Regions from separate parts of the Homo sapiens genome. Here region 1 is linked to region 2. Evidence: chromatin loops called from intact Hi-C (ENCODE). Cell type or tissue: natural killer cell. All regions are shown on one strand. Each heading gives the region's core, and the rest is flanking DNA. Links, peaks and the distances in the headings are about the cores only. Region 1 overlaps EVI5 (ecotropic viral integration site 5). Region 2 overlaps RPAP2 (RNA polymerase II associated protein 2).

What was found. A loop is a pair of places that touch in the nucleus more often than their neighbours do. Peaks named below come from ENCODE experiments on the same cell type or tissue, not always from the same donor. Only the 100,000 strongest peaks of a DNase experiment are listed, where the experiment ranks them.
Region 1: it touches region 2 in a loop (6-fold over the local background); 1 of 110 quality-filtered maps calls a loop at or near these places.

What each region holds. Positions count from the first base shown.
Region 1 is chr1:92,577,504-92,594,334 of GRCh38, reverse strand. The region is part of intron 18 of EVI5 (ecotropic viral integration site 5); the gene reads left to right. It also overlaps the pseudogene LOC107985727. Among named protein-coding and RNA genes, the nearest start is that of GFI1, 99 kb to the right of the region's middle. RefSeq lists a silencer at 9,717-9,866. In natural killer cell, for the core only: no CTCF peak of the experiment used is centred there; DNase peaks (open chromatin) are centred at 9,744 and 10,314; H3K4me3 peaks cover 427 bases; H3K27ac peaks cover 1,344 bases.
Region 2 is chr1:92,356,328-92,373,158 of GRCh38, reverse strand. All of the region lies in intron 11 of RPAP2 (RNA polymerase II associated protein 2), which reads right to left. It also overlaps a transcript of GLMN not described here. Among named protein-coding and RNA genes, the nearest start is that of RPAP2, 66 kb to the right of the region's middle. RefSeq lists an enhancer at 7,401-7,450. In natural killer cell, for the core only: no CTCF peak of the experiment used is centred there; a DNase peak (open chromatin) is centred at 7,278; H3K27ac peaks cover 1,174 bases.

The sequences.
Region 1 (16,831 bases), core at 8,492-12,491, 220 kb before region 2:
TATTAAACAGGGAATCCTTTCCTCATTTCTTGTTTTTGTTAGGTTTGTCAAAGATCAGATAGTCATAGATATGTGGCATTATTTCTGAGGGCTCTGTTCTGTTCCATTAATCTATATCTCTGTTTTGGTACCAGTACCATGCTGTTTTGGTTACTGTAGGCTTGTAGTATAATTTGAAGTCAGGTGGGATGGTGCCTCCAGCTTTTTTCTTTTGGCTTAGGATTGACTTGGCAATGCAGGCTCTTTTTTGGTTCCATATGAACTTTAGTTTTTTCCAGTTCTGTGAAGAAAGTCATTGGTAGCTTGATGGGGATGGCATTGAATCTATAAATTACCTTGGACAGTATGACCATTTTCACGATATTGATTCTTCCTACCCATAAGCATGGAATGTTTTTCCATTTGTTTGTGTCCTCCTTTATTTCATTGAGCAGTGGTTTGTAGTTCTCCTTGAAGAGGTCCTTCACATCCCTTGTAAGCTGGATTCCTAGGTATTTTATTCTCTTTGAAGCAATTGCGAATGGGAGTTCACTGATGATTTGGCTCTCTGTTTGTCTGTTATTGGTGTATAAGAATGCTTGTGATTTTTGTACATTGATTTTGTATCCTGAGACTTTGCTGAAGTTGCTTATCAGCTTAAGGAGATTTTGGGCTGAGACGATGGGGTTTTCTAGATATACAATCATGTCATCTGCAAACAGGGACAATTTGACTTCCTCTTTTCCTAATGGAATACCCTTTATTTCCTTCTCCTGCCTGATTGCCCTGGCCAGAATTTCCAACACTATGTTGAATAGGAGTGGTGAGAGAGGGCATCCTTGTCTTGTGCCGGTTTTCAAAGGGAATGCTTCCAGTTTTTGCCCATTCAATATGATATTGGCTGTGGGTTTGTCATAGATAGCTCTAATTATTTTGAGATACGTCCCATCAATACCTAATTTATTGAGAGTTTTTAGCATGAAGGGTTGTTGAATTTTGTCAGAGGCCTTTTCTGCATCTTATGAGATAATCATGTGATTTTTGTCGTTGGTTCTGTTTATATGCTGGATTACATTTATTGATTTGCTATGTTGAACCAGCCTTGCATCCCAGGGATGAAACCCACTTGATCATGGTAGATAAGCTTTTTGATGTGCTGCTGTATTCAGTTTGCCAGTATTATATTGAGGATATTTGCATCGATGTTCATCAGGGACATTGGTCTATAATTTTCTTTTTTTGTTGTGTCTCTGCCAGGCTTTGGTATCAGGATGATGCTGGCCTCATAAAATGAGTTAGGGAGGATTCCCTCTTTTTCTATTGATTGGAATAGTTTCAGAAGGAAAGGTAACAGCTCCTCATTGTACCTCTGGTAGAATTCGGCTGTGAATCCATCTGGTCCTGGACTTTTTTTGGTTGGTAAGCTATTAATTATTGCCTCAATTTCAGAGCCTGTTATTGGTCTATTCAGAGATTCAACTTCGTCCTGGTTTAGTCTTGGGAGGGTGTATGTGTCGAGGAATTTATCCATTACTTCTAGATTTTCTAGTTTATTTGCATAGAGGTGTTTATAGTATGCTCTGATGGTAGTTTGTATGTATGTGGGATCGGTGGTGATATCCCCTTTATCATTTTGTATTGCATCTATTTGATTCTTCTCTCTTTTCTTCTTTATTAGTCTTGCTAGTGGTCTATTTATTTTGTTGATCTTTTCAAAAAAGCAGCTCCTGGATTCATTGATTTTTTGAAGGGCTTTTAATGTTTCTATTTCCTTCAGTTCTGCTCCGATCTTAGTTATTTCTTGCCTTCTGCTAGTTTTTGAATGTGTTTGGTCTTGCTTCTCTAGTTCTTTTAATTGTGATGTTAGGGTGTCAATTTTAGATCTTCCTGCTTTCTCTTGTGGGCATTTAAGGCTATAAATTTCCCTCTACACACTGCTTGGAATGTGTCCCAGAGATTCTGGTATGTTGTATCTTTGTTCTCATTGGTTTCAAAGAACATCTTTATTTCTGCCTTCATTTCATTATGTACCCAGTAGTCATTCAGGAGCAGGTTGTTCAGTTTCCATGTAGTTGAGCAGTTTTGAGTGAGTTTCTTTTTTTTCTTTTTTTCTGAGACGGAGTCTCGCTCTGTCACCTAGGCCGGAGTGCAGTGGCAAGGTCCTGGCTCACTGCAAGCTCTGCCTCCTGGGTTCACGCCGTTCTCCTGCCTCAGCCTCCCAAGTAGCTGGGACTGCAGGCACCTGCTACCACGCCCGGCTAATTTTTTGTATTTTTAGTAGAGACGGGGTTTCACCATGTTAGCCAGGATGGTCTCAATCTCCTGACCTTGTGAACCGCCCGCCTTGGCCTCCCAAAGTGCTGGGATTACAAGCGTGAGCCACCGCGCCCGGCTTGAGTGAGTTTCTTAATCCTGAGTTCTAGTTTGATTGTACTGTGGTCTGAGAGACAGTTTGTTATACTTTCTGTTGTTTTACGTTTGCTGAGGAGTGCTTTACTTCCAACTATATGGTCAATTTTGGAATAGGTGTGGTGTGGTGCTGAAAAGAATGTATATTCTATTGATTTGGGGTGGAGAGTTCTGTAGATGTCTATTAGGTCCACTTGGTGCAGAGCTGAGTTCAATTCCTGGATATCCTTGTTAACTTTCTGTCTCGATCTGTCTAATGTTGACAGTGGGGTGTTAAAGTCTCCCATTATTATTGTGTGGGAGTCTAAGTCTTTTTGTAGATCTCTGAGGACTTGCTTTATAAATCTGGGTGCGCCTGTATTGGGTGCATATATATTTAGGATGGTTAGGTCTTCTTGTTGAATTGATCCCTTTACCATTATGTAATGGCCTTCTTTGTCTCTTTTGATCTTTGTTGGTTTAAAGTCTGTTTTATTGGAAACTAGGATTGCAACCCCTGCCTTTTTTTGTTTTCCATTTGCTTGGTAGATCTTCCTCCATCCCTTTATTTTGAGCCTATGTGTGTCTCTGCACTTGAGGTGGGTTTCCTGAATACAGCACACTGATGGGTCTTGACTCTATCCAATTTGCCAGTCTGTGTCTTTTAATTGGAGCATTTAGCCCCTTTACATTTAAGGTTAATATTGTTATGTGTGAATTTGATCCTGACATTATGATGTTAGCTGGTTATTTTGCTCGTTAGTTGATGCAGTTTCTTCCTAGCCTTGATGGTCTTTACAATTTGGCATGTTTTTGCAGTGGCTGGTATCAGTTGTTCCTTTCCATGTTTAGTGCTTCCTTCAGGAGCTCTTTTAGGGCAGGCCTGGTGGTGACAAAGTCTCTCAGCATTTGCTTGTCTGTAAAGGATTTTATTTCTCCTTTACTTATGCAGCTTAGTTTGGCTGGATATGAAATTCTGGGTTGAAAATTCTTTTCTTTAAGAATGTTGAATATTGGCCCCCACTCTCTTCTGACTTGTAGAGTTTCTGCTGAGAGATCAGCTGTTAGTCTAATGGGCTTCCCTTTGTGGGTAACCCGACCTTTCTCTCTGGCTGCCCTTAACATTTTTTCCTTCATTTCAACTTTGATGAATCTGACAATTACGTGTCTTGGAGTTGCTCTTCTCGAGGAGTATCTTTGTGGCATTCTCTGTATTTCCTGAATTTGAATGTTGGCCTGCCTTGCTAGATTGGGAAAGTTCTCCTGGATAGTATCCTGCAGAGTGTTTTCCACCTTGGTTCCATTCTCCCCGTCACTTTCAGGTACACCAATTAGACGTAGATTTGGTCTTTTCACATAGTCCCATATTTCTTGGAGACTGTTCATTTCTTTTTATTATTTTTTCTCTAAACTTCTCTTCTCGCTTCATTTCATTCATTTGATATTCCATCGCTGATACCCTTTCTTCCACTTGACCGAATCGGCTACTGAGGCTTGTGCGTTCATCACGTAGTTCTCGTGCCGTGGTTTTCAGCTCCATCAGCTCCTTTAAGCACTTCTCTGCATTGGTTATTCTAGTTAACCATTTGTCCAATCTTTTTTCAAGGTCTTTAACTTCTTTGCCATGGGTTCGAACTTCCTCCTTTAGCTCGGAGTAGTTCGATCGTCTGAAGCCTTCTTCTCTCAACTCGTCAAAGTCATTCTCCGTCCAGCTTTGTTCCATTGCTGGTGAGGAGCTGCGTTCCTTTAGAGGAGGAGAGGCGCTCTGCTTTTTAGAATTTTCAGTTTTTCTGCTCTGTTTTTTCCGCATCTTTGTGGTTTTATCTACGTTTGGTCTTCGATGATGGTGACGTACAGATGGGGTTTTGGTGTGGATGTCCTTTCTGTTTGTTAGTTTTCCTTCTAACAGTCAGGACCGTTAGCTGCAGGTCTGTTGGAGTTTGCTGGAGGTCCACTCCAGACCCTGTTTGCCTGTATATCAGCAGCGGAGGCTGCAGAACAGCGGATATTGGTGAACAGCAAATGTTGCTGCCTGATCGTTCCTCTGGAAGCTTTGTCTCAGAGGGGTACCCGGCCGTGTGAGGTGTCAGTCTGCCCATACGGGGGGGTGCCTCTCAGTTAGGCTACTCAGGGGTCAGGGCCCCACTTGAGGAGGCAGTCTGTCGGTTCTCAGATCTCAAGCTGCGTGCTGGGAGAACCGCTACTCTCTTCAAAGCTGTCAGACAGGGACATTTAAGTCTGCGGAGGTTTCTGCTGCCTTTTGTTTGGCTATGCCCTGCCCCCAGAGGTGGAGTCTACAGAGGCAGGCAGGCCTCCTTGAGCTGCAGTGGGCTCCACCCAGTTGGAGCTTCTCGGCTGTGTTGTTTACCTACTCAAGCCTCGGCAGTGGCAGGCGCCCCTCCCCCAGCCTCGCTGCCGCCTTGCAGTTTGATCTCAGACTGCTGTGCTAGCAATGAGCGAGACTCTGTGGGCGTAGGACCCTCCAAGCCAGGCACAGGATACAATCTCCTGGTGTGCTGTTTGCTAAGACCATTGGAAAAGTGCAGTATTGGGGTGGGAGTGACTTGATTTTCCACGTGCCATCTGTCACCCCTTTCCTTGGCTAGGAAAGGGAATTCCCTGACCCCTTGTGCTTCCCTGGTGAGGTGATGCCTCGTCCTACTTCGGCTCACGCTCGGTGTGCTGCACCCAGTGTCCTGCACCCCTTGTCTGACAATCCCCAGTGAGATGAACGCAGTACCTCAGTTGGAAATGCAGGAATCTTTCATCTTCTGCATCACTCACGCTGGGAGCTGTAGACTGGAGGTGTTCCTATTCGGCCATATTGGCTCCACCCCCAAAAGTCAGCTTAAGCTTGACCAGTTGTGATCAGCATTCCCTGTTAATGCCATCTTACCTGATTTCGTGTATCTCTGCTCTTCTAATACCCTTTGTTAGAGATCTTTCTTATACCATCTCACACTACTGTAGTTAATTCTTTTCAATTTTTCTGTCCACCATGTGCAGCTGAAGTTCATTGAGGGTAAGGACCATTATTTGACTTTATATTTCCAATATCGGCATACTAGCCACAGTCAAAATATGTTTATTTACTGAAATAATTTGTATGTAATAGTTTATTTTTTGAAATATCAATTAGACTTTAAATGTTATTCTAATTTTAAAACCCACATGTGAAGAACAGATTAAGTTTCTAATTTAAATGAAGTATTGGTTTCAATTTTGTAGATATTTATGGGGTACTTACTATGTGCCTGTCACTATTCTAAACACTACCTGGATTAGTGAACAAAATACAAAAATCCCTTTCCTCATTGAGCTTTATGGTAGAATGAGAAGTTAGATGAAAAAAATAAATCTTATGGTGTGAAATTTAGACAGTGGAAGACAACGGAGAAAAATGTGAGAATGAGAAGATATTGGTATTAGGGATGGAGGACTGTTGCTATTTTCACAATGTGGTTTATAAAGGTTCATTAGAAGGGGATATTTATTTAAACAAACATTTGAATCAGATGAGGCATGAAGATTTGGGGGAAGAACTACTTACTAGGAGAATAGTACAGGCAAAGGGCCTGACATAAGGAGCAAGTCTGAAGTAGAGTCTGGGTGGAGTGAGACATGGGAATTAGAGGAAGTCTGAGAGGTAAATAGAGCCAATTATGTAGGACCTAAAACTTTGACCTTTCCCGACTCAGATGGAAAATCATTGGAGGGTTTTGAGCATGGGAGTGATCAGTTAGATGACATTTAAGCTGTTAAAAAGATTTAATTGAACTGATTCAAAAAATACTTGTAAGAATTCATGGTATTTAGTTTGGAGGGAAATGAGGTTAAAAAATTAAGTTTCCTCTTATTACTGGAGTTTTCCACCATCTAAATGCTATTTATTATTTGAAGACTTTATTTTTACATTAATACTAAATGGAGCTATCTCTAAATTCCATGGAGTAGAACAAAACATAGAAAAGTCAATTTTTTCCTCAGTTAGTTAAGGAAAATAGGTGAGAATTAAACCCAAGCCTTCTAGTATTTAACCTGGGATTGAGTTTGTATTTTGGTTATTATAAAGATAAGCATATTGATTTTTGTAACTATGTTAAAAGCTTCTGTGGGCTAAGCACATCTATAAAATTAACGCCACTTTGTTACAAGTAATGGAAAGTTTTTCATTTAAAAGAGTGTAGGTCTACTCAAATCCAACTTTTGGTTTTTTTCCTGGTACCCAGTAACATTTACCCATTTTGATTAGTTTGCCCAACAGATAACCTCTAGGGATGCCTCAGATGGGCAATACCCCAACCACTCTTGGCTTAAAAACGCCCACTCAAAATTCTGTTCTGACATAGAATGAGGGTGCTAGGTTTAAATCACTGTGCTCAGATCAGTATGTAGTTTTGACAGAGATGGAGAGGAAGTGATAAAACCTTTACCATTAACTTAAAAATATTATATTTTTTAATTATGTGAAATTACCATGACATTACTAAATGATGGAATTTATCATAAAGCTTTGTGATTAGTTTGTACTTTCCAGTTTCCTGAGCTAACTTGTTAATAGTTTTTTTTTTTTTTTTTTGCCCCTGAAGCACAATCGTTTATGGCTTTCGTTTTGAGCAATTTACCTAAATATTAAAATATTTTTCATTTTTCTTTAAGGCATTTCTCAATTTTAAGCATTTTTAATTTGAAAAAATATCTTCTGTAATTGTATCTTGTCTTAATATTAATTGTCAGGAAAATACGTACATAGACTGCTTTACCTAGCTTGCTATCTAGTCATTAGGGATTGCGAGATTCTGTTTAAAAACTTTTTTCTGAAGTGTTCAGAGATTCTTTCGTGTCCAACTTCAGTACACAGTTAAATTTAAAGGGATGAAGTATCTAGAGGTTTTTAGGATATTGCTATATCTAGAATTGAAGAACATCATTTGGATCCCCCAAGATGAGCTCATAGTAAGATCTCAGTTAAGAATTAGGGGAGTTTGGACTCTTAAGTACCATAATATATATGCTCACTTGGTGTTATTAAAAATTAGTTTATGTACACTTAGTGCCCAGATTTTGGTTTTTAATACCATTCTCCAGTGAAGGGGACCAGGGCTTCTCACAGAAATGGCTGATTCTGTGCAGCACACCAGCATGGCACATGTATACATATGTAGCTAACCTGCACATTGTGCACATGTACCCTAAAACTTAAAGTATAATAATAATAAAATTAAAAAAAAAAAGAAATGGCTGATTCTAGGACGGGGACAGGAAATATAGAAGATAAGCCTGGAGCACCTTATAATGCCAATAAGTAAGGAAGTACTCAAAATGCACACACACACACACACACACACACACACACACACAGCCAAAAAAAAAAAAAAACCTACATTAATTGGAGTGTGTTGAAGGGACAGAGGAGCCAACTGAAAGAGTTCCCAATGACCAAAGGTAGAACAATTTGAGAAAAAAAAAATTTTGAAGTATTACATACTTGAAATACACAAGCCAAAGTATAATAACCCAAAGTAGATTATAACCCAAAGTATAAAATAAATATCCATGAGCCTATATTGATTTAAATGATGATTAAATTAATAAATGTGAGTTAAGAGACAAATATGCAGAAGAATTCTAAATAATTTTTGTAGATACTCCACCCTCAAGGAGGGGAAGTATAAATCTCCACTCCATAAGCATGGGCTGCACTTAGCAACTTCCCTCCAAAGGAAAAGTATGGGGGACAAAAAGAGTAACTTTACAGTGGAGAAACCTGACAAAGATTACCTAAGCCAGGTGATTAAGATTACCATCAACAGTCATAAATTACACTGATAGTACATACCCTTGATATCATGTGACATGATGAAAATGGCACTTTACCTCTCTGGTATTCCTCTTGATAACCCATAACCCTAGTCTTACCATGAGAAAACTATCAGACAGATTCCCCTTGTGGAGATCTTACAAAATACCTGAATAGTAATGACTCAAGGCTGACAAGATCATCAAAAACAAGCAAAGTCTAAGAAGCTGTCACAGCCAAAAGGAACCTAAGGAGACATTACAACTAAATGTAATGTGTCTTGGATAGAATTCTAGAAACAGGAAAAAAAAAAAACAGGTTAAAAAACAAAGGCAAAGGAAATCTGAATAAACTAAGGACTTTAGTAGTAATGTATCAATATTGGTTCATTAATTGTAACAAAGGTACCACACTAATATATTAATAATAGGGGAAACTGTGGGAGGGTATGTGGGAACTCTCTATCTTCTCAATTTTTCTGTAAATTTAAAACTTTTCTAAAAAGTATCTAATTTTTTTTAAAACTAGTTTGTGAGTCCATAGTTTTTAGGAGCCATTGGAATTATATCAAATTTTAAGTATTGGTCACAAAATTGATTTGTTTCCAATTAAATTATGATTTATGAGGAATATTTTCTACCTTTTAGACCTTGTGTGAATGCTGACTTGTTTTAAGAGAGGGAGAGTGTCTTGCTCTGTTGCCCAGGACAGAGTTCAGTGGTGCAATCACAGCGTACTACAGCTTTGAACTCCTGGGATCAAGCAGTTCTACCTAAGCCTCCCTAGTAGCTAGCAATACAGGCACACCCCACCATGCCCTGCTAATTTTTAAATTTTTTGTACAGATGGGGTCTTGCTATGTTGCTCAGGCTGATCTTGAGCTTCTGGCCTCAAATAATCCTGACTCAGCCCTGCAAAGCACTGGGCTGATTTTTTTTTTTTTTTGAGATGGAGTCTCACTCTGTCTCTTAGGCTAGAGTGCAATGGTGCAATCTCGGCTCACTGCAACCTCAGCCTTCTGGTTCAAGCAATTCTCCTGCCTCAGCCTCCTGAGTAGCTGGGATTACAGGTGACTGCTACCACACCTGGCTAATTTTTAAATTTTCAATAGAGATGGGGTTTCACCACGTTGGCCAAACTGGTCTCGAACACCTGACCTCAGGTGATCTGCTCACCTCGGCCTCCCAAAGTGCTGAGATTATGGGTGTGAGCCACCACACCCGGCCTTGGGCTGGTATTTTTAAACTGTGCCTTTAGCTAGTCCTGTGTATATGTATATTTCTCTTCTGAAATGGAATTAAATCAGTCTTAATACTGAAAAATACTAGCCAAATATTTGATTTCTTTTATCCCTTATATATTTTTCAGATTTCATTATTGGTTTTTAAAAGACATTTATGTGTACTTTTACTTTTTCTAATTACTAAGAAGAATATTCAAACCTTTGTCCATGACTTTAAATTACAGGAAACTGTTTCAAAAACTTATCAGTAGTACATGATATGAGTATGATTTGTTTTTAGAAGTTTCAAATGAGTCACCTTGAAGTCATGGAGAGGCTACCGCTTACCACATTTACCATTCTGATTAATTTTTCTTTTGGCAAAGTACAAATCAGTAATAACCTACTAAAGCCTAGTGGTTGCTATTGATATTTCAGTAAGGTGATGTTGATTAATCAGAGTGATTACTTACCAAGTGTTACAGATTTACTCAAATTATTGGGTTTTCTTCTACTATAGTAATTTCATATGCAGTAATAATTTGCTTAAGACATTTTGCTTCATATGTGCGTTGAAAATATCAATGTAGAACTTAAAATTTGTATCCATGCTGCAAGTTAATGTGGTTGCCTCTGTGACCGTTGAACATAGTTTCATAATAAAGCCTGGAAAAAAAAAAGCATTATTTAACCTTTTAAACAATCAAGAGATTGCTTTTTAAATTGTCTCTAAAAAGGTTTGATTTTTTACGAAAGAGAGAGCACTTGAATATATCTTTATGTACCACCGTGTCTCTTTTTGTTAGATTTTTCATCTGTGGGTATAATATAAAATATTCTTAAAATGAAAGCTTTACGCTTGTGTTTGAGACTAAGCAACTTGCATTGTGTCATGACCCTTCTAATACCACAAACCTTCTGTAATACTACTCCCGGAGAAAAACCCACATCCTATGCATAACCTTAGATTTATTTTGAAATCTCTATGAAAAAGAACAGAGAGAGATTACTAATTGTTTCTGTTACTTCCTTTAGAGGTATGATACCTATTTGTAACCCATGTTGTAAATGTTAATAGCCAGGAGTAAAATGTTAAAATATATTAAGTAGTGGTTTCCTATCCTAAAGTTAATATGTGAAAATTTAATAACTAATTATAAGTTTCAGTTTGTTATATTAGATATCTGGAAAGAATGTAAAAAAAAAAAAAAAGAGAGAGAGAGAGAAGGCATTGGTACTTCCAGTAGCTTATACTTCTAATACCATTGGCCAGTACAATACTAGAAAATAATTGCAAATTTAAATAAGCCATCTTTTTAAAAATTTTATTCCTATTCTGATTTTTTCCTTCTATTTTAGATTTCTTTGTATTCTTTATGTAACTGATGAAGGTGGATGAAAAATCTAATTTTTTTTTTTTTTTTTTTTTTTTTTTGAGACAGAGCCTCACTCTGTCGCCCAGGCTGGAGCACAGTAGCGTGATCTCGGCTTACCGCAACCTCCGCCTCCCAGGTTCAAGCGATTCTCCTGCCTCAGCCTCTCAAGTAGCTGGGATTACAGGCACGTGCCACCATGCCCAGCTAATTTTTTGTATTTTTAGTAGAGATGGAGTTTCACCATGTTGGCCAGGCTGGTCTCAAAACTTCTGACCTCAAGTGATCCACCCACCTCAGCCTCCCAGAGTGCTGGGATTACAGGCATGAGCCACCGCGCCTGACCCCAAGGTTATTTTTAATATTTAGAAAAAATAGTAACTACCCATCAGTAGGAGAATGGTTACACTATAGTATATTTATACTCTGGAATATTCTGCGTCTTTCAGAAAGAATAAAGATCTACAAGACATACTAGGTGAAAAAAGCAAATTATAAGCAGAATATATATTCCCATTTGTATGTATTAAAAAGCATTTGTGAGTATATGTATTGTATTTATATATATTAAGTACATGTGCATGTTAATATGTATATATGTTACATGCATATGTACTTAAATGCATTGAAATTGGCTGCAGTGATCCTGTCAAAACTGTTGAAATATTCCTTCAGGAGATAGTAAAGGGCTTGGTGCAAAAGAGTAGAGGATATGAGTTCACTTTTTATTCTTTATGAATTTATATGATTATCATTATAATATTTTATGTATATTTAAATGACATTTAAAGTAACTGTTGCTAGAAAGGAAATAAGAACTAGAACTTCCAGATAATTATAGGGAAAAAGTAACAAAGGAAACTTGGGCTACCAAGCAAAAGGGCCACCTTTTTTTCTGGCCTTAAAGTCCCTGAGTGTTGTCTGGCTCCTGCCCATTTCTCTGACCCATTTTAAATGGCATTCTCCTTCACCAGTTAGTTCTAGCAACTACTCACCTCCTTTTTTTTTCTTGAATCAAGCTCTTTCATTCCTACATTAAGGCTTTTGCTTGTGCTCTTTTTTATGATTGCAATTCTGTGCTCCCTAATCTTCCCATGACTGATACCTTCTCATCATTTAAATCTCAGCCTAGATATAAGTCACTGCCTGACCACCTTTGTAAAGTAGGCCCCTCACATTGTTACTGTGTCTCATTATCATGTCTTATATTCTTTATGGCTCTTGTCAGTGCCTGAAATTATTTTTACTTTAAAAATTAACTCTCACACCCCATGATGTTTCAGTCAACGATGGACCACATATATCATCTGGGTCCCATAAGATTATGAGACAGTATGTGTTCTGTACCTTTTCTATGTTTAAATATTTAGACACACAAATACTTAACCACTGTGTTACAGTTGCCTACAGTATTCCATACGGTAACATGCTGTACATATTTGTAGCCCAGGAACAGTAGGCTATACTGTATAGTCTAAATGTATAGTGGGCACTACCATTTAAGTTTGTGTAAATACACCCTACGGTGTTCACACAACGATGAAATCCCCTAACAACACATTTCTCAGAATGTATCCCCATTGTTAAGCGAGTCGTGACTACATTAGAACCTTGTTTGTCTTATTTACTGCTGTATGCCTGGTGCCTGGCATATCACAGGTGCTCAACAAATAGTTGCTGAATGAATTTTAGGAGGGAGAAAATAGTCATGTATTGACCTTCTATGCCATAAGAGCAGGTAGCAGGTTTTAAGTACTTTCTGTGTAAAGATTCCTTTACATACTTTATTTAAATAAATGTTGCACCAAAGATGGCTTGAAACTCCCAGAATTACCTACCCCAACTATCTAACAAAATAGTAAATAGTTTTTTTTTTTTTAAGCAAAAACTTGCCCAATAAACCTGAGAGGAAAAGGAACATAACCTAATGCAATAAACTTTAAAAAGTGACAGCTAACAAAAGAAGCAGACAGTGGTAGAGCAGAGAGGCCTGCCAGGGCTTGGCTTCTAACCTTGACTATCTATCCCATTTCCAGGCTGTGTAAGTCAGCAAAATCCCAGGAGAATTCATTTATATCTCACATGTGGAGAGAAGGAAAATGAGTATGTAATCTTCTGACTGAGGAGTGGTAGAAACTTCTGCAAAGGATAACCAAGTGAAAGAGATCAGAAAAGTGACACCTCACTCTTAAGTGAAGGCCCTAGGGCAACACACTGAATATGGGAAATGATCTGAATCCTAAAACTCAGGTTTTGTGATATATTCCCCCAACTAGGTAGTACAAGATATTTAACAAAATCTCAGAAGAGTAAGAAGAGCCCTTGTTTAGCTAGGTTTTTTCTTTCACTGTGCATTTTCCTGAGACTATAGAAAAGTGAGAACAAGCTTGAGCTTGGAAGGCAAAGGAAATAGATCTCAAATATGGTGGAGAGATAGTTAGTGTCATCCATATCATTAGCGTACTTGGAATATGTGGACAATCACCTAGCCATGAACATGGTGAAAAGAAATAGCACAACAATTTAGTTTATATTATTTATTAATTATTATTGATTATTATTTAGCAGAAAGAAATACCATTCACAAAACCAAAAATCCCAACCAAGAAGAAAGGTAATTCAAGGATAAGAAGAATTACAGTTGCTTCACACTGTAAAACAACTTAACATTAATTCAATAAAATTAACAGATTGAAAGATAAGATAGCCCTTTGAACAAGTGGCTGGTAGTCCACCCACAGAGTGCTGTGTCCAGGCCTTGTATAGACATATCTTGCAGCTGCACCTGGTTCTGCCCCCAGACATCAAAGCCCTGGGCAACCAGTGCATGAAGGACTAATTTAGGAGACATAAGACTGTTGGTTCTGACAAGGCTCAGTGTATTTGCAGGAATGGAAGGTGTATGCAGCAATGTTATGGCAAGCAAGATAAAACACAAAATTCAACTGAAAAAGCATGTTTTGGCACCTCCCTCTCAGAAGAAAAACCTAATGACTTTGGTGATGAACGAATTGGATACTTACAAGAGGTGATACAAGAAACTACTAAATACAATAAGCAACTTAGTAATACTGAGCCTACAAAACCAAAATTTTAGTCTGTACAATAAAGCTTAACAAAATATGTAAAATTGAGAACCCCTTACTTTAACTATCATTGATTGGTTTTTAAAATTTATTACTTAAGCTTTGAAGCTTTTAGAATGCCTAGTGTTAATTAAATATTCTTTTATTTTTGGTTGTTATGAATGCAATATATGAATCAGGATCACTAGCAGACAATTGCAAAAGATTACAACATTATTGGAATAGCAGTCCTTGCTGGGTGGAATTTGATTTTTGGATTAAACAGGAAAGAATGACTCTAAAATGGACAAACTTCTAGAATTTTGCTGAAAAAAATGTTTACATATAAATTAATTTTAAATGCCATTCTTGTTCAAGCATTAGCCTCATGGGTTTTCTTTAGCTTGATCAGATAAGTGTATAGCGATAATGATAGATACAAAATTCCAACAAAAATACATTGTCATTCTGAAGGTTTCATTGTTTCTACTTTAATAATACATATATGATTATTATTCTAAATGTTCCTTCTCCCTGAGTCATTGTTTATTCACAATGAAAGGTTAAAGAGAAGCTTGAAGATTCAGTATTATCATTTGTAAAATAGATAGTACAAACTATAATACATTTCTACTTTGTTTATTAATCACAAGCGACCGTTTAAGTTAAATAATTTAGGTTGGGCACGGGGGCTCACACCTGTAATCTCAGCACTTTGGGAGGCCAAGACGGGTGGATCACTTGAACCCAGGAGTTTGAGAGCTCATATCTTTCTTTTGTTTTTTAGTTAAAACTATTTTTTCTAGTTTTTTCCCCTCAAACATTTAGATCTTTCTATACAAAAGGTGAACTCCCATTTATAAGCTAAAAGTAATAAATAGTAATGGAGAAATGTATACAGAGGGGAAAAATGGCTATTAATAACTGTATTAGTCACAGTAAAACCAAACCATCACATTAAAATTGCTGAAAAAGGAAATTAATTTTATAGTATATTATTTCCGTGAAATATATAAAATACCATTGATATTTTTTATAGGCTGTCTTTGATTTATCTTTGTTTTATTTTTTGTACCTTGGTCTCCCTTGACTTCATATGAGAAGGGATTCGTAAGTAATTATAATCTGGTTTTCCACACTGGCCTCCTTCCATTGGCTCTCTTATTAAATTTGAATACACTAATAGTCTGATCAGTTGATTTAAATATTTTTTGGCAAAATAAACTCTTCATAGGCCATTCAGACAGACTAGGGAAGGGAATGGTTTATTAATAAGATGAATATTTAGGAGCCATCTGATCATCCAATGCTACAGAAGATACACGAGAAACTTTGACAGCTTTGCTTCCCAACTTTGACTTGATATCACTCTTTACAGAGGGCTCAAGAAAAGATACATGAATAACATAAAATAAGTACTGCATTTTTAGAAAAACAATTCTAGCACATGTCCTGCTATGATCTGTCTCAAATCAAAATCCTGATTTTAGGTTTAGGCTGGGTATGATGACTCACACCTGTAATACCAGCACTTTGCGAGACTGAGGCAGGAGGATCACTTGAGCCCAAGAGTTTGAGACCAACCTGGGCAATGTAGCAAGACTTGGTCTCTATTTAAAAACAAACAAACAAAACCATGGTTTATATTGGAGCCATTTATAATGATATAAAGAGAATGGGACTAAGAGTGAAACCTGGCTTCTACTCCTTGCTTTTTCCTGGCTAGTCATGTGGTCCTTGATAAGTTACTTAACCACTGAGTCCATTTTCTTTTCTTTTTTTTTTTTTTTTAGACAGAGTCTTGCTCTGTCTCCCAGGCTGGAGTGCAGTGGCGCGATCTCAGCTCACTGGAAGCTCTGCCTTCCGGGTTCACGCCATTCTCCTGCCTCAGCCTCCCGAGTAGCTGGGACTACAGGCACCCGCCACCACGCCCAGCTAATTTTTTGTATTTTGTTTAGTAGATACGGGGTTTCACCGTGTTAGCCAGGATGGTCTCGATCTCCTGACCTCGTAATCCGCCCGCCTCAGCCTCCCATAGTGCTGAGATTACAGGCGCCCGGCCGTCCATTTTAAATCTCTAGTGCTTTTGGGGCCAGGCCCAGGCTATGTTCAGTTCAAGCCACCTATGAGGATACACACAGGTAAAGAGGCCATGCCAAAAAAAAGAGGATTTAGTATTAATTTTTCATTCCAGAATTTCTCCACACTTTAGTTTTGCTAAAAGAAAGAAATGGTGACAAGAATCCACCATATGGGGGTAATAGTTCTAGACCATAATAGTCATCAAGCTGGGAGAAGAGCATCTAGAGAAATAACAATGTGGATTAGTAGAATGACAGAAAGATGAAATAGCGTTCACATGGATCCAGAAAGGGCTTTTCAAACTAATTCTTTAAAAGTCATGGTATGCAGTGCACCACCACCCAAAAGACTTGTCAGAATCTTAACTTAATCTAGCATGACAGTGTTTATCACTAGTAAATGAAATATAGCACCATAGCGCCTTTCCTTACAGGGAAAAGACAAAAGCTACCTTGCACTAAACAAAAGCATCTGTTTAGAGTTTATGGTATCCAAAACAAACAAAAAAACAACAACAAAGCCAGAAAGCAAAAATGGGTCTAAAACTTTCACTGAGATAATCCCATGCCGTGGAATATGAAGATATTAAAATATCTGTCTAGAAGATGAATCACATTTTCTTCAGCTACAGAATTTTCCAGCTGTGTGAGCAATGTCTCATGAGCAAAATGAAGCTTAATGAGTGGATATTTGATGCTTTCCTTTTATGGCAGATCCTCCCTTTGTTAGAGGTTTCTTTGTGACTAACCCTATGCTTTCCCAGAATTTAAAGTCATCCACCTACTCTATAAAATATTTTTTGCAAAGAGACAAATGATAGAACAGGCTGAAAGGCTTTGTTGTGTATTTAAAGTGATCCCAACAGTTTGAAGAAGGCATCTTAGGAACCGGCTTTGGTTCAGATGAAAACTTATGAAGCATT
Region 2 (16,831 bases), core at 5,721-9,720:
GCTTTTTCTCCATCATCATTAATAATTGTCTATTTGTTTGCTTGTCTATCTCCATCCAAAAGAATGTGAACGTCATGAGGACAATGACTTCATATATTGTGTCCACTGTATCCGTCGTGCCTGTTACACTGTAGATCATCAATAATTACTTGTTGAAGAACTAGTTTAAGAGGACAATTATTTATTGTGATTACCGAAATGTTTTTCTCTTTCACAAAATTTTCCTCCTCTCATTTGGAAGATTGAGATGAGGCCTTGCTGTGTCACTCTGGCTGTAGTGCAGTGGTGCGATCATAGCTCACTGAAGCCTCGAACTCCTGGGCTCAAGCAATCCTCCTGCCTCAGCCTCCAAAGTATTAATAGCTGGGACTACAGGCATGTGCCACCATACCCGGCTACTTTAAAAAAATTTTTTTAGTGTCTTGCTATATTGCCCAGGGTGGTCTTGAACTCCTGGCCTCAAGCAATCCTCCTACCTCATCCTCCTGAGAGACTGGGATTATAGGTGTGAGCCACTGTGCTGGGCTCCCCTCCTTTCATTTTTAGAAGAATGGAGGAAACATTTTCTTCATTCCCCCTCCCCCAGGCCACACATTCTGCATCTTCCTGCCAGAATATTTCAAAACATCCATCAGTGAGGTGTGAGATGAGCTTTAAATTCATCAGGCATTAAATCATGACCTACCACTTGTTACTGAAATTCTCTTCCTCACTTCCATTTGTCCTGGAATTCAGTGTTGTCTGGGAAGCCCTACGACTGGCTAAGCATGAATAGTGCTATGTGCCACTGAGCAGGCTTAGGCGTTAGCTTTAATTCACTTCCAGAACTACAAAGGAAACTGTAGAGCAAGGGGCTGGGCCTGGAGTGGTTGCTTGGTCCCTTTCTCAGGAACAAAAGTACTTAATTAAGCCTTATAGGTGAAATATGAAAGGAGAGGAAATTCTTTTCATTCTAAATGATATGAGATTTACTTGGCCAAGGGAAGAAGCAATTTAGGGTATCTACATAAAGTTATTTTTTAATTGGCAAATAAAAATTGCATATATTTATGGAGTACAACATGATGTTTTGAAATATGTGTACATTGTGGAATGACTGCGTCAAGCTAATTAACATATGCATTACCTCATATACTTATTTTTATGTGGTAAGAACACTTAAATCTACTGTTTTGATGATGATGATAATAATGGCTAATATTTATTGCTTTCTAGGTGTAAGATACTTCTTTTTGTTTTGCTTTTTCTGGTTTTTTTTTTTTTTTTTTTGAGACAGGGTCTCACTGTCACCCAGGATGGAGTGCAGTGGTGCAATCGGAGCTCACTGCAGCCTCAATCTCCTGGCCTCAAGCAATCCTTCCACCTCAGCCTCCCAAAGTGCTGGGAATACAGGCATGAGCCACTGCACCTGGCCCAGGTTTTTTTTTTAAGATTCCACATATAAGTGAGATTGTGCAGTATTTGTATTTGTGCCTGGCTTATTTCACTTAACTTAACATCCTCCAGATTCACCTATGTCGTCACAAATAACAGGATTTCCTTCTTTTTAAAGCTGAATATATGCCGCTGTTTATATGTATATAATATATATACCATATTTTCTTTATTCATGTATCTGTTGATGGACACTTCGGCTGATTCCATATCTTGGCTATTGTGAACAATGCTGCAATGAAAATGGGAGTGCAGATGTCTCTTTGACATACTGATTTCATTTCCTGTGGATCTATCTTATCTATCTATCCATCTGTCTTATTTATCTACCTAGATACCTACCCACCCACCCACCCTTCAGTGGGATTGCTGGATTATACTGTAGGTATATATATATATATATATTTTTTTTTTTTTTTTGAGACAGAGACTCACTCTATTGCCCAGGCTGGACTGCAATGGCACGATCTCAGCTCACTGCGAACTCTGCCTTCCAGGTTCAAGTGATTCTCCTGCCTCAGCCTCCCGAGTAGCTGGGATTACAGGCACATGCCACCACGCCTGGCTGATTTTTCTATTTTTAGTAGAGACGGGGTTTCACCATGTTGGCCAGGCTGATCTCGAACTCCTGACCTCATGATCCACCCACCTTGGCCTCCCAAAGTGCTGGGATTACAGGCATGAGCCACAGTGCCCGGCCTATTTTTAATTTCTTGAGGAACCTCCACATTGTTCTCCATAATGGCTGTACTAATTTACACTCCCACTGACAATGTTCAAGGGTTCCCTTTTCCAGGTATCTTCACCAATGCTTGTTATCTATAGGTCTTTATTTCTGTGTAATTCTGGCTATCACTATTCTTGCATGGGGTATATTTTTATTTTTTTTAGGTAAATGAGAATAGCAGAAAGTATCAGCAAAATGAAGACTCAACTGTTTTGGGGATTTATACTCCCTTTCAGTCTCCTTCTATTAAGAATTAAATGAGACCCAAAGCCCCCACCCCCGTGTTTTTTTTTAAAGTCTCACCAAAGTAAGCAGAATAGACCCTTTCTTAATATAGTGATTTGGTCTCTTTTCACAAAACTGCTAATAAACTACCTACATGATTTTGAAGGATGGAGATTCTACACTTCTATGTGTAGCATGCTGCAACAGTTAATAAACCTTAAATTCTAGACACTGTTTCTCATATATAATCTAAATGTCTCTTGCAGGATTTTATTTTCTTCTTCATGGAACTTTTGTGGGTGTTTTTGGTGGGGGGGTACGAAAGCTCTTGAAGTTATTCCTTCATATTCTTGAAAATGATTCTCAGTTAATTCCAAGTCTTTTTAATCTTTCCTTATAGATGCCATCTGACTACTCCCTATTGGGATTGGTGTTTGCAGTGGTGTTCTTTCCTATACTCACTTCTAGCTTATCATTTTCTTAAAGCGTAGTGCCCCATAATATAAATATTGTCCAAACTGTCCAAATTCAGTACTTCAAAATATAAAACAAAACATGTCCAACCCCACAGAAATATATCATAAAATAGACTGGGCACAGTGGCTCATGCCTGTAATCCCAGCACTTTGGGAGGCTGATGCGGGCGGATCACTTTTGGCCAGGAGTTCAAGACAAGCCTGGCCAACATGGTGAAACCCCATCTCTACTAAAAATACAAAAATTAGCTGGGCATGGTGGCACATGCCTGTAGTCCCAGCTACTTGGGAGGATGAGGCACAAGAATCACTTGAACCCTGGAGGTGGGGGTTGCAGTAAGCCGAGATCGCACCACTGCACTCCAGCCTGGGTGACAGAGCAAGACTCTTGTCTCACAGAAAGAGAAACATACAAAATAAAAATGTTTACTTTCAGGTTATCTTTCTTTGAAGTACAATTGCAAGATCTTACCAAACACCTGCTTCCTCTCTTTTTCTTTTGTTAAATTGACTCCCCAGGCTCCTCTTTTCTCCTTATTCCTTTATCTGTGCAGTATAAATTATGATATACTAATTACTTACCTGTTTAATTTTTTCATTAATGAACAACTCCTACCCCAATACACAATGAAAGGGACTCAAGCCTCTATTCCAATCTTGCAACTTCTAATAGTGAATATCAAATAAATCCAGGATGGGAGTGGTGACTTATACCTGCAATCCCAGTGCATTGGAAGGCTGAGGTAGGAAGACTGTTTGAGGCCTGGAACTTGAGACCAGTCTGGGCAACAGAGCAAGATCCCATCTCTACTAAAAATAAAAAAATTAGTTGAGTGTGGAGGTGCACGCCTGAAGTCCCAACAAGAGGCTGAGGTGGGAGGATCGGTTCCCACAACTTGTAAACTTGACCCCAGGAGTTCAAGTTTACAGTGCGCTATGATCATGTCACTGTACTCCAACCTGGATGAAACAGCGAGACAGACCTTGTCTCTAAAACATAAACAAAACAAACAAGCAAAACCCCATAATAACATGGTGGGCCCAAATAACTTCTATGTAAATAAAAAACAGTAATTTATACTACAGCTGATATTTAATGTGTTTTATGCAGGAAATACTTATTAAAATAATCAGCAGAGAATGTGATTGGCTGTAAGTAAAAACAAAAGATTTCTGTTGAAAGTTATTTCTTTCAATTGCTTTTAAGTATGAATAAAAACCTCAAAAGGTGACACTTAAGATGGCTTAACACAGGCTATCTGCTGGTGAATATAATTTGAAAACAACTCACATGATAAAAACTTACAATGTATAAATCACAAATGAGGAAACTGCTCATGAAACCTCCACCAATTCAAACCTCACTTCTGAAAATACAGATATCCTTCTATAACAATTCTTTACCATATGGTAAGTGGCGTAACAACAAAAGCAAAAAGCCAAGTGTCAAACTGCATCTTATTGATAAGACCTTTATTTAGCTGACTGCTCCACATATGCTACACATCAAAAGGAAAGAATGTAAATCAGGTTAGGACAAGTACCCTCCATTTGTTATTACTGAGCTATCAAACAACATCTGGTTAACAGGAATTATTATATACAGTAGTAAGAAGAGTTTCCAAGTTTGGGCAAGATAACTGAATCAAGAGAGAGATTTTTAATTAAAAGTTGGCATTTTTATTAAAACCTTCTATCCAAGGATTTAGAGCTGTACAAACTCTTGACTAAACCTCAGAAGTAAGGTACCCATAATTTTGGAAGTCACCAGTTTGTATTCTGTCAACAGAAAAATATATATAAAGAGTTAAAGTTGTGGTTTATTGAGCAAGTAGAGCTAAACTGATGAATCTCTATGTTTTTTATCTCGTGGAGTACAATAAAAGTCAGTAACGAACTTGGATTTTTTTCTTTTTTTGAGACAGAGTCTTGCTCTGTCGCCCAGGCTAGAGTGCAGTGGCACGATCTCGGCTCACTGCAACTTCTGCCTCCTGGGTTCAGGCGATTCTCCTGCCTCAGCCTCCCGAGTAGCTGGCATTACAGGTGCCCACCACCACGCCTAGCTAATTTATGTATTTTTATTAGAGATGGGGTTTCAGCGTGTTGGCCAGGCTGGTCTCAAACTCCTGACCTTGTGACCCACTGTGGCCAGCCATGAACTTGGATTTTTAAGTGGCCTTCCCCATTCTGGTCCCTATTGTCTTGCTCACTGCACTCATACTGAACCACTGGAAACTCCATATTGTAGCTCCACAATCTGAATTATCCTTTCCTGAATAATCCTAGGTGATACGTGTGAAGATCACATCAGGCACCTTCCTAAAATGATATAGCACAGATAGCTGCAAACCTGACTTTCAAAACTGGACAGAAGTAATAACTCTCTCATAGAAGGATTTTCCTGAGCGTTCATAATTTATTTCCAAATTTGCAAAATCAAACGAGTAGGCAGTTATAAAATGACACGGAACAACACTCCTCATACTCCACATAATCTTTCTTACAGAATAAAGAGCTGTGAGAATGTCTATGTGAATAAAATGTCACCAGAAAGCATGCTTCTCTATGGTTTGGGGTTGGAGGAAGGGACAGGAAGTGAAAGGCCACACACTTTTCTGTACCTATCAGATTTGAGAAATTACTGGGTTCATGCAGAGTTCTGCTGCAGTAGGGAGACCTGTTCTGCTGATTACCATGCATAAAGGTGATGAAGATGTAAAGACTGCTAAAAGATAACATTGGGCTGAAAAGAAAATTTTTTTAAACACTCATTCTCTCACCCTTCAGAAGTTAGGGCTGGGAAGGAGAAGGTAGGAAGATTATTTCTGTCAAACAGCCATACCTTCAATGTGTACATGCACAGGCACTATGTTTATCACTTTAACCAATTAAAACAAATGGGTATTATAATACCTGACACTTTGAAGGCTTACAATCAAACAAACGCAAAAGCCGTCTGGGATAGATGAGGCACTAATTAATAATGGGTTGGGTAAGTAAAGAATCTAAAAGAAGAGGTTTAACAGCATAGTCTTATTTTAGGAGGCTATACGGTTATATTTGAGGAAATCACACTTAATTTTCCCAAATGTGTTTTAGGTGCAACCTATCCAGTCACTTTCCTTTTGAGAGCTGAAGTACCTGAAGCTTTGGAGATGGTAAAGGAATTATTGAGGGTCATACTGGCTAAGAAGAGTGCTAAAAGTGGAGACCTTTATCACAAAGGTATCTTGTTTATTTGCTTATCTATCAAGCCCCAATATTTTCTTCCTGCATGGCAGTAACAACTGTCACCTTACCCATATTTTATCTTCTTCTAAAACTTGAGTAGAGATTTCTCCCTTTTCTACAAGAACAAGTGGTAAATGATCAAGGATTAAACCAAAATACCTGTTTGCACACCCATACAATCAAAACTGAAATGAAGAGCTGTGACCAGTAACACCAAGGGTCAAAATGTCACCTATTTCCAGAAATTGCAGGGCTCCATACAAACCCCAGACATTTTGCAAAATGCCTCTCTCAGATACTGAAAAAAAAGTCTGGTATATACTTTCAAAAGGAATTTTATCTGTATGTTAGATAAAATATACAATATATACTGCATGCTCCTTAGCATGAAAGTAATTACAATTTCATGTTTAATATTAACTCTTTCTCTGCCTTGCTTGTTTGTTATTGAGGAAAAGGCAGAAGATTCAACTCCATTAGTGAGACACCGAAAACATCTGTCTCACATGTGGCCCCTGGCTTCCTCCCCAAAGTAACACAATAGCTCCCTGGGCATAGAGAACGAACCTGTCACCCTGTTGAAGAGTTTTTGTTTTTCCATAAAATAACATGGACTGGGCCACATGCATAGGTAACTACTTTGTGGTACTTTGCTAAACTGCTGTTATTGATGTTGTTTTTCAGTAAATATGGTTTTATAATTGATAAGGAAACAAATGCCAAGAGGTCAGAGCTAAATTTAAAATTCAGACACTTTTTTTAAGAGACATGGTCTGGCTCTGTCACCCAGGCTGAGGTGCAGTGGTGCAATCACAGCTCACTGCAGCCTCAAACTCCTGGGCTCAAGCAATCCTTCTACCTCAGCCTCCCAAATAGCCGAGACTACAGGCAAGCACCACCACATCCGGCTAAAACATTCAGATACTTTAAAATGGATGGTGGGAAACTTTCTAAATTGGAGCTAGAGAGCTTCTCCTGAATGCCAGTTCTTTCCTAGTTGTTCCCTTTGTGGCAGGAAAGATCTCAACAACTCAGTCAAACCTAAGAAGCTATCGTGATTTCCAAGTTTGTTAAATTTTTTTTTTATGAGACTGACTTGTTGGTCTTCAACCTTTCTGTGAAGTTGCAGGAAATGTTGAGGCTCAAGTGACTTTCTTAAGGTCATGTAAGTCAGTAAAAGATGAACAAATAACCCCAGAAGTACTCCCACTAGTCTACACTTCTAACCGCTAGACCACACAAGTTCACATGTCTGATTCATTTTAAGAACTGAGTAGATCTTACAATTTTCAAAGACCCACTTGGATATACTCTTCAAATAATTTTTGAAATCTGTCATAACCAAATAAAACGTACAAATGAAAACCAACAGTTTTGCTGTTTCTAATTCACCCTTCCTTTGTGATAGTCAAGAGGAACCTTTCAAACTATTAACGATTTTAGAAAAAAGGTTAAGTACCTCTAACCAAGCAAATCCTGGTATATGCAGCTAAGTCAACTGATTTAGCACTTCTCTACTTAGCACACCAATGTGCACTAGAATTAAGACAGTGGTTCTCAATTCTGCCTGCACAAATTAGAATCACTTGGGGAACTTAAAAAATTCTTATGCCCATGCCCCACCCAAGACCAATGAATCAAAATCTTTGAATCAGCCATTAGTATTTTTTTAAAACCTCCCCATGTAATTCTAATGTATAGCCAGTATTGAAAACAACTGATGTGAAGCTGTGTTAAAGTTCTGAATTGAATAAATTTGTGTAGTTCTGTTTATTTGTTATACTTGTTAACTACACTTTTGGAAGAAATCGGATAGTAAAGAAAATGAGATTTTTATATAAATGTGTAACAAAGCAGAAGGGCCCAATGAGAGGTCTTACTTAAGGGGGTTTATACAAGGGAGGTATTATTTCTGACTGTGGGGTGTTAAGGAAGGCTTCTAAGGAGTTGGTAACATTTGAACTGGATCTTGAAGGCTAGAATAGGCAGATATGAAAAGAAAATAAGTTTCAAGCATAGGTCAAGTCCTATTGAAGATGATTGTGGGGGAAACAGTCAGTGGACATAATGTGAAGACATAAAAGGGAAATAAGGTGAATAGGTAAGTTGGGGCCACTTCTGAAGGGCCTTGAATTTCATGCAAAATTATCTGGTAGGAGCTGGGAAGTCACTAAGTTGCTGAACAAAGGCCTGCCTTGATCAGAGTTAAGCTTCAGTGAGATGATTTTTAAAGCTAGAGGGAAGGATGGACTAGTTGAATGAAGAGACACACGGCAAGGAGACCTGCTTGGGAGGGCTATAATTGCAGCAGTCTAGGCAAGTAATGAAGGCCTAATGTGGGTTAGTAGCAGTGGCAATGGAGAAAGCTAACTGTATACAGAACTAAAAGGACTTAGCAATTGATTAGATATGAGAGATAAAGAGAAGCACAATTCTGGGTAATTAGGAGGATACCAATGCCACCAAAAGGGGCCATTTGAAAGGCAAAATGACTTAATCTCAAATTTGAGAGTTTGAAATGCTTGGGAGATATCCAAATGAAGGTGCCCAGCAAAAAATAAAAAAAAATTTGGTCTACGATTTAGGAGAGATGTCAGAGCTGAAGATACCATTTTGGGGGGAGAAACACAAGAATTATTTGATGAGGATGACCAATTTTCTTTCTAGGTAACTCTACTTTTCTTCCTTATATTTGTCTTGATTTTTTGAACTATTATCTCATTAGTACTCTTCCAAACCTCTTGCATCCTTGCTTTAGCTTTTCTACCTAGCAAAACCTACACCCTGAGATAAATGTTGCAATCTGCTTTCTCCATACCTATAATAGATGGCTGGAAACTACTGGTGGTATGGAGATATGGGGAAGAAGGGAACCCTGAAGGTCGATACCACTACAAATCCATGATCTGTAGCCTCATCTGGATACTTAATGTCACTTGTCAATTTTCTCTCACCCTGAATTAGCTCCTTTTCTGGATCCTCTCAATGACTACTCCATTATCATTACAGTTGACCCCTGAGCAATGCAGGCATTAGGGACACTGACCCCCTCCCCCATGCAGTTGAAAATCTGTATATAACTTTTGACTCCCCAAAACTTAACTATAAATAGCCTACTGTTGACCAGAAGCCTTAGAGACAACATAAGCAGTCGATTAACACATATTTTATGTTATATGCTTATAATAAATATTACATAATGCATATGTAAGGATATGTATTAGATCCTTATAATAAAGTAAGCTAGAGGAAAAAAAATGTTAAGCAAATCATAAAGAAGAGAAAATATATTTACTATTCATTAAGTGGAAGTAGATCATCATAAAGGTCTTTATCCTTGTCTTCACATTGAGTAGGCTGAGGAGGAGGAGAAAGAGAAGTGGGGTTGGTCTTGCTATCTTAAGTGTGGCAGAGGTGGAAAAATATCCGCATAGAAGTGGACTTGCACAGTTCAAACCCATAAACCCATGTTGTTCAAGGGTCAATTGTGTTTTCACTCTTTATACAACCGTAACTTCTGTACTCTTAGAAGAGAACCTCATACCCTACTTCACTGAAAAATGAAGTTGTTAGGCATGATGTAAAAATCTCTCCCTTCTACCTATAAATGCATCTGCAGCCACGCTGTTCTTTTCTTCCTGTCTCAGAAGATGTAGTATTTCTCTCCTGTTCACACTATTCCATCTGCCTGTGCCATGATCACATTTCCTTGTGCCTCCTCTGAGACCTGCCCTGTTCCATCATGTGTATCTACCTTGCCCGCAGCTTCAAATTATTTTTCTTTATTGGCTCCTTCTCCATACCGTATGCTTAAGTCTGTTTCTATCCAAAACAAATGGTTACTGTTCAATCTCTTTCCTACCCTTATCATCAGGTTCCTCAAAAGAGAAGCCAACGTTTACTGACTCCACTTCCTTATCTTAACTTGAGATGCAGGGGTTCATAGACTCCTTCAAATTATAAAAAGGCTTTTATTTTTTCAAATGTGCATTTTTTTCCCCCTGGAGAAGGAGTATAGATTTTACTCCTACTTTCAATGTATAACCTTCTATCTCAATGTATAACCTTGGCTGCAAAGAATTAGCTAGTGGCACTTAATTTTATATGTTTGGGAACTTGATTGATTTTGGAGCATGTAAAAGTTGTGTAAGTCTTAGTATTTTAGAGCAACATTTTTTTCTGCACTGAAACCAGAATAATACTAGTTATAACCTGGCAATTTTTTTATTCTCATGAAACATTTTTGCAGTGCAGCAGATTTGTCACTCATTGCAATGAAAAACCTGTAAGTGATAAAAAACATTATAATGTGGGGCCTCAAAACTCACTGAAAAGAAAATTAGTATATAAATAAAATGGAAATAGTCCTGGAGATTCAATTACTGTAATGTCTTTTCACCACCACAAAAATTGCAGGTGTTCACCAAGCAGTTTTGAGCAGTTTCTGAAGTGCTTTTGCTGCACTCGGAATTTTCAATGTTAAGCCTTGTGTATTCTGATATGTTCCCATCTTTAAGGCAGATTATACTTGAGCTGTACTAAAATGACAAACAGCCAAATCCCAAACTCATTCAAAGCGAATGGTGGGACAACACAAACAGCCAATAGTGAGAAGCAGAAAATTCCAGGCTCTTTTTCACCATTCTGGCTTGTAAAATCTGCTTTAAAACTTTGTAAAAATATTTAAACAAGGAATAAAATGGAAGCATTTGAATTTTGCTTCCAAAAACCACAGGACTTTATTGGTTAACTGGAATTATCAGAATGAGAAAAGCCAGAGGCAGGAAGAATATTTAAAAGCTGTTGAGTCTCTATAATATACAATCTAAATGGAAGTGTTTAACAACAGAGGAGAAAACACACTCGGTGATCAGGATCTTGAATTTAACGAGCACTCTTAATACACCTGGGAATAATTTTTTTCTCCTTATAACTTTCATTTAAGTTTGCAAGGCTATGTTTTAAAATACATTCAGTAAAACTAGTTAAAGGAAGAGTTTGCCTCTTGAGTAAAAAATTTCCATTAGGACCCATTAATATTTGATAAATGCTTCCAATTCAACGAACAAATATCAACATGTAAAACATTTAAAGAATTCTCCAGAATTGTATCTGTGATGCATCAGATAAATAACTAAAAGACTTAGTGCCACCTCTATCGACCTGGTGATTAACTGCTCTATAACCAATTCTTCTATTTTGTCAGTCCACAGAAAACAGTTACGTCCATGGAAGATAAAAGCAATATTTGGAATAAAGTTTTGAATCAAAGAAACATTTTAAAAAGTTAAAGTGTTTACTAATTTTATAACTAATGAATTAAAAGATAATCTCACATTTACATCTAACTTTGTTTTTTGTTAATTTTATTAAAGATTTTATAAAAATTGTATTTGCAAAAAGGCAATGCTGGATTTGGTTAAAAGTAGCAATTCTTTTAAGGCTAAATAGTCCCATCTTTATCAGACTGTATTCACATGGGAAAATATGAATCATTATACAGATTACATCTCTATAATGAAAGTCTTTTCTTCAGTCACAATAGTAAGCAACTATTTTTGTTTTTTCACGTGCAATGCAATTTTACCAGTGTTATCAAATCTATGCCATAAGTCCATAATATCAACAATAATTTATCCAAGTTTTTCCCATCCATTCATTCTTTTGATGTATCAACAAATATTCACTGAATGCTTACTAAGTGCTAGAGTAAGTGCTTGGCACTAGGAAGACAAAAGTAATCCAGACAATGTATTTGACTGCATGGAGATTATGTTTTGGTAAGAAAACTGCTTCAAATTTACCTCACTTACTATAGGTATCTTTCCTGGTTTAGCACTGTTTACATATTGTCCAAACACAATATTGGATAAATGGAAATTCTCTTATTCTCATGTAGAAACTTACGTGTGTGTGTGTGTGTTTATGTGTGTGTATATATATATATATGTGTGTGTGTGTGTATATATATATTATATATATATATATGCTTTTTGCTTTTGGTAAATTACATGTTTATGTTCCTAAAACCGACTTGTGGGTCATGGAAGGTGAGAAGGCAGGGGAAGGTAAAAGTCATGAATATGAGAAAATAAAGGTTAGTCACCATAATTAAACATAGTGGCTGTACAACTCAAGCTCAGAAATGCCTAAATTAATTCTCCTAGGGGAATAATTGACCTGTGGAGAAAGGGAGGTAAGAATCAATCAGAGCCAGAATGAAACTAATAATACAGTAATGAATGTAACAGTAATGAAAATTAACAATATGGGTTTTTGGGAGCTGAAATATACAAGGTTTGGTTTCTGCACTTTTGAAATTAAGAACAGGAGGCAAAATGTTACCAAATAACACTGACATTTAAGGCAAGGAGAGAGAAATATGTTGCAGATATGTAGGAAAGTGGGTGAAAGGAGTTAGGAAAGAAAAAGAGGCAAATACACCTTTGATGTCATTCCCAGTCTCTTCATGGGCCACATTCCACCAGTTACCCTCTAGTTCTTCCAGCCTTGCCTGTCTAACGTCTCCTTCCCCTCTGCTACCAAAATGCTCAAACTTCCACTATCCTGAGAATCTTCTGACAATTTATCATATCATATTGGATTATAAACTCCCTCTCCTTTCTGCTTTTGCCAACCATAAGAAAAGAGTAGTCGGCATTTGCTCCGTCTAGTGCCCCAACACCATATGTAATACTATAGCAGCCTTTGCAATCTGGTCTCCACTCCTATCATTCTGTAGAAACTGCTTTCTTGAAGGTTACCCACACCACCTAATTGCCAGGACCACAGTCCTTAGTCCTTATTCTCATTTTCGTTTAGCAGACAGCAACTACTTCATCTCTAGAAAGGTAGTTACTACATTTTTCTTGACACTTAAACTTACTTTGGACTCTTTAACAGTGTTCTGGTTGATTACATACCTGTCTGAGGCACACTGCAGTGCAAAGTACATATTTTGAAGTCAGATAGGGTCTGAGTCTGAATCTTAGCTCTGACCTTGGGCAAAGTATATGTTTTTACAGAGCCTATTTCTTCCGTTGGTGAGTGGAACACTACCAAATTACCAGACTGAATTGTGAGAATCAAATAAAATAATGTAGAGTCTAGCAGTGTTTGCATTTAGTTGGTGCTCAAAGTGTCTGTTTCCCCTCCCTCCCCTTTTCTGCTTTCTCTGTATTCTTCAGGCATCCTTGGCCTTGATCCAGCTGTCCCACAAAGTTCTGTCCCATCTTGACTCTGCATTTAACATCCTCTGCCTCTTGCCATTTCATCCATCCCAATGCTGACACTAAAATCTAGGTCTCTGATTTTCATCACCATTCTTCAGCTCTAGTTCCACATTTTCAACTCCTGTCAGGGAGCCATCTAACTGATAATCTGCCTAAATCTTAAATTGAACAGGAAGTCTCAGCACTTGCAAAACAGGTATAAAACCAAGTGCATTGCCAGGCACGATGGCTCATGCCTATAATCCCAGCACTTTGGGAGGCCAAGGCGGGTGAATCATCTGAGGTCAGAAGTTCGGGACCAGCCTGGCCAACATGGTAAAATCCTGTCTCTACTAAAAATACAAAAATTAGACGGGCATGGTGGCGCATGCCTGTAATCCCAACTACTTCGGAGGCTGAGGCCGGAGAATTGCTTGAACCTGGGAGGCGGGGGTTGCGGTGAGCCGAGATTGTGCCATTGCACTCCAGCTTGGGCAACAAGAGCGTAACTCTGTCTCATAAATAAATAAATAAATATAAAATAAAAACAAATGCATCATCTCTTCCAATCAGTTCTTCCTACCTACTTCCCAGAAGGCATCAGTATCTTCACAGCCACCTGTCTTAATATCTTAAAATTATGTTTGACTTTCCCCAGCTTTTCAAAATCCTGTGGATTCTAGAGCTGTAGTGTTTCTCATAATTTGTCTCTTCCTTTTCATTTCATTGCCTCATTGCTCTTTGTTTAACTAGGCTGTTACTAGTAGAGGCTTTGAGAAAATCAATTCCATAAAAGGTGGGGGCAAGATACAGAATGCAAAGGATTAATGAGAAGCACTGGAATTACTGAGAGCAGACTTGCTCTTCAAGAAGTTTGGTAGGTGAGTGGATGATAGCCTGAGGTCAAGAACAAAGGATAGGTCTATTTGTTTTTTCTGTTTTGTTTTTTTTAAATTTAAAGATGAATAGGCTGGGCATGGTGGCTCACACCTGTAATCCCAGCACTTTGGGAGGCCAAGGTTGGGGATCACTTAAGTTTAGGAGTTCAAGACCAGCCTGGGCAACAAAGTGAGACCCCTATCTCTACAATTTTTTTTTTTAAAGCTGAGCAGGATGGTGCATGCCTATGGTCCCAGCTGCACGGGAGGCTGAGGAAGGAGGATCACTTGAACTCAGGAGATTAAGGCTTTAGTGAGCTGCGACTGTGCCACTGCACTTTAGCCTGGGTGACAGAGCGAGACCCTGTCTCAAAAGGAAAAAAAATAAAGATGAGCCAGCCCCTAAAAATTTTAAGTACAGTGAGACAAGCATACATTAATCAAGTAATCATACAATTAAATATAAAACTGAAAACAGGATAAGTGCTAAGAAAGAAAAGTATATAGTGTTGTAAAGGCCTATGTATAGAGATATTTTATCTAGTCAGGGAAGTCAGGGAAAGTTTCGTGAGGAGGAAACACTTCCTCAAGTTCTGAAAGATGAAGAGGAATTAACCAAGGGAAGAGGGGAGAGAACATTCTGGACCTGTGTGCTACAGTGGTAAAGACTATGATGAGAAACATATGAAAGAAGGTCAGAGTGACCGGAATGGGAGAACAAGGTAGGATGGTGTGAGATGAGGCTGGAGAAGAAAGAAGGGCTAGACCACAGGGGTATGTAGGCCACAATAAAAAGTTTTTCTTTAAGAGCAATTGAAAGCCTTTGAAGGGCTGACGCAAGGTGGAAGATAGTATCAGATCTGGCTCCAGATCTCTGAAAGACTAACCTTCCTAAAACACAGATTTTATGATGTTATTCTACTCAAAACTTACATCAAGGGAGGATCACTTGAACCCAGGAGTTTGAGGTTACAGTGGGCTATGATCACGCCACTGCACCGCAGCCTAGGCAACAGGGCGAGATCCTGTGTCTAAAACAAACAAACGAGCAAATGAAACTCCACAAAAAACAAAAACAAAAAATTTAAATGACTTTCATTACCCACTGAATTAAGTTTGTCTGCCATTAAAGAATTTATCTCAGGGGCAGGGTATGGTGGCTCACGCCTGTAATCCCAACACTTTGGGAGGCCAAGGCAGGCAGATCACTTTAGGCCAAGAGTTCGAGACCAGCCTGGCCAACATGGCAAAACCCCATCTCTATTAAAAATACAAAAATTAGCTGGGTGTGGTGGCGCATGCCTATAGTCTTCAGCACTCATGAGGATGAGGCACAAGAATCACTTGAACCTGGGAAGCAGAGGTTGCAGTGAGCCAAGATCATGTCACTGCACTCAAGCCTGGGCAACAGAGACTGTGTCTGAAAACAAACAAAAAAAATCCATCAGTACAACAGACCCAACCTTTCCTTCTAGTTATCAGCCTTATCTTGCTTTTTTCACGCTATAGGTACTTCCTAGAATACTCTCATCTGTTCTATTTCTTGAAATCCTTTCTGTCTTTTGAACCCATCAACTTTGTATGGCCCCCCAAACAGATCTTTTACTTCTGTTATAACCTCCCAATTGAAATCTTTTACTTCTATGAATCCCAACAATATTTTGTGCCTTTTTCTTTTTTGGCATTTAACACATTCAATTTTTTATTGTAGCTACTTGTGCACATGATTTCTCCCTTTCCTCAACCTCCAGTAGGCTGTAAAGTGTTTGAGGGAAAGGGATTTGTTTAATCTTTGTATTCCCTACAGGGTCTAAGACACAGTCTTACTCATAGCATTGCTCAATAAACATCTGTTTGTGTGTGTGTGTGTGTGTGTGTGTGTATGTAATCCTTTTTTTCTTTTTTTTTTTTGAGACAGAGTCTTGCTCTGTCACCCAGGCTGGAGTGCAGTGACACAATCTCAGCTCACTGCAACCTCTGCTTCCTGAGTTCAAGCAATTCTCCTGTCTCAGCATCCTGAGTAGCTGAGATTACAGGCGGTCCCCGCCATCATGCCTGGCTAATTTTTGTATTTTTAGGAGAGACATACTTTAACCATGTTGGCCAGGTTGGTCTTGAACTCCTGACCTCAAGTGATCCACCTGCCTTAGCCTCCCAAAGTGCTGGGATTACAGGTGTGAGCCACTGCGCCTGGCCCATTTTTTAATGAGACAAAAAAAGTAGAGAATAAAAAAGGAAAATGGGCCAGGTGTGGTGGCTCATGCCTGTAATCCCAGCACTTCGGAAGGCTGAGGTGGGCAGATCACTTGAGGCCAGGAGTTCGAGACCAGTCTGGCCAACATGGCAAAACCCCATCTCTACTAAAAATACAGAAAAAAAAAAAAAAAAAAATTAGCCAGGAGTGGTGACACACACCTATAATCCCAGCTACTTGGAAGGCTGAGGCAGGAGGATTGCTTGAACCCAGGAGGCGGAGGTTGCAGTAAGCCAAGATCAGGTCACCTGTACTGCAGCCTGGGTGATAGAGAGAGATTCTGTCTCAAAAAATAAAAACAAAAAAAGGAAAATGTTATTCCAGAGCTATTTTCTAAAAAATTCCTTAAATGTGATTTGAAGAATCAGAAACTCTCACATAAAATAACTTTCTAG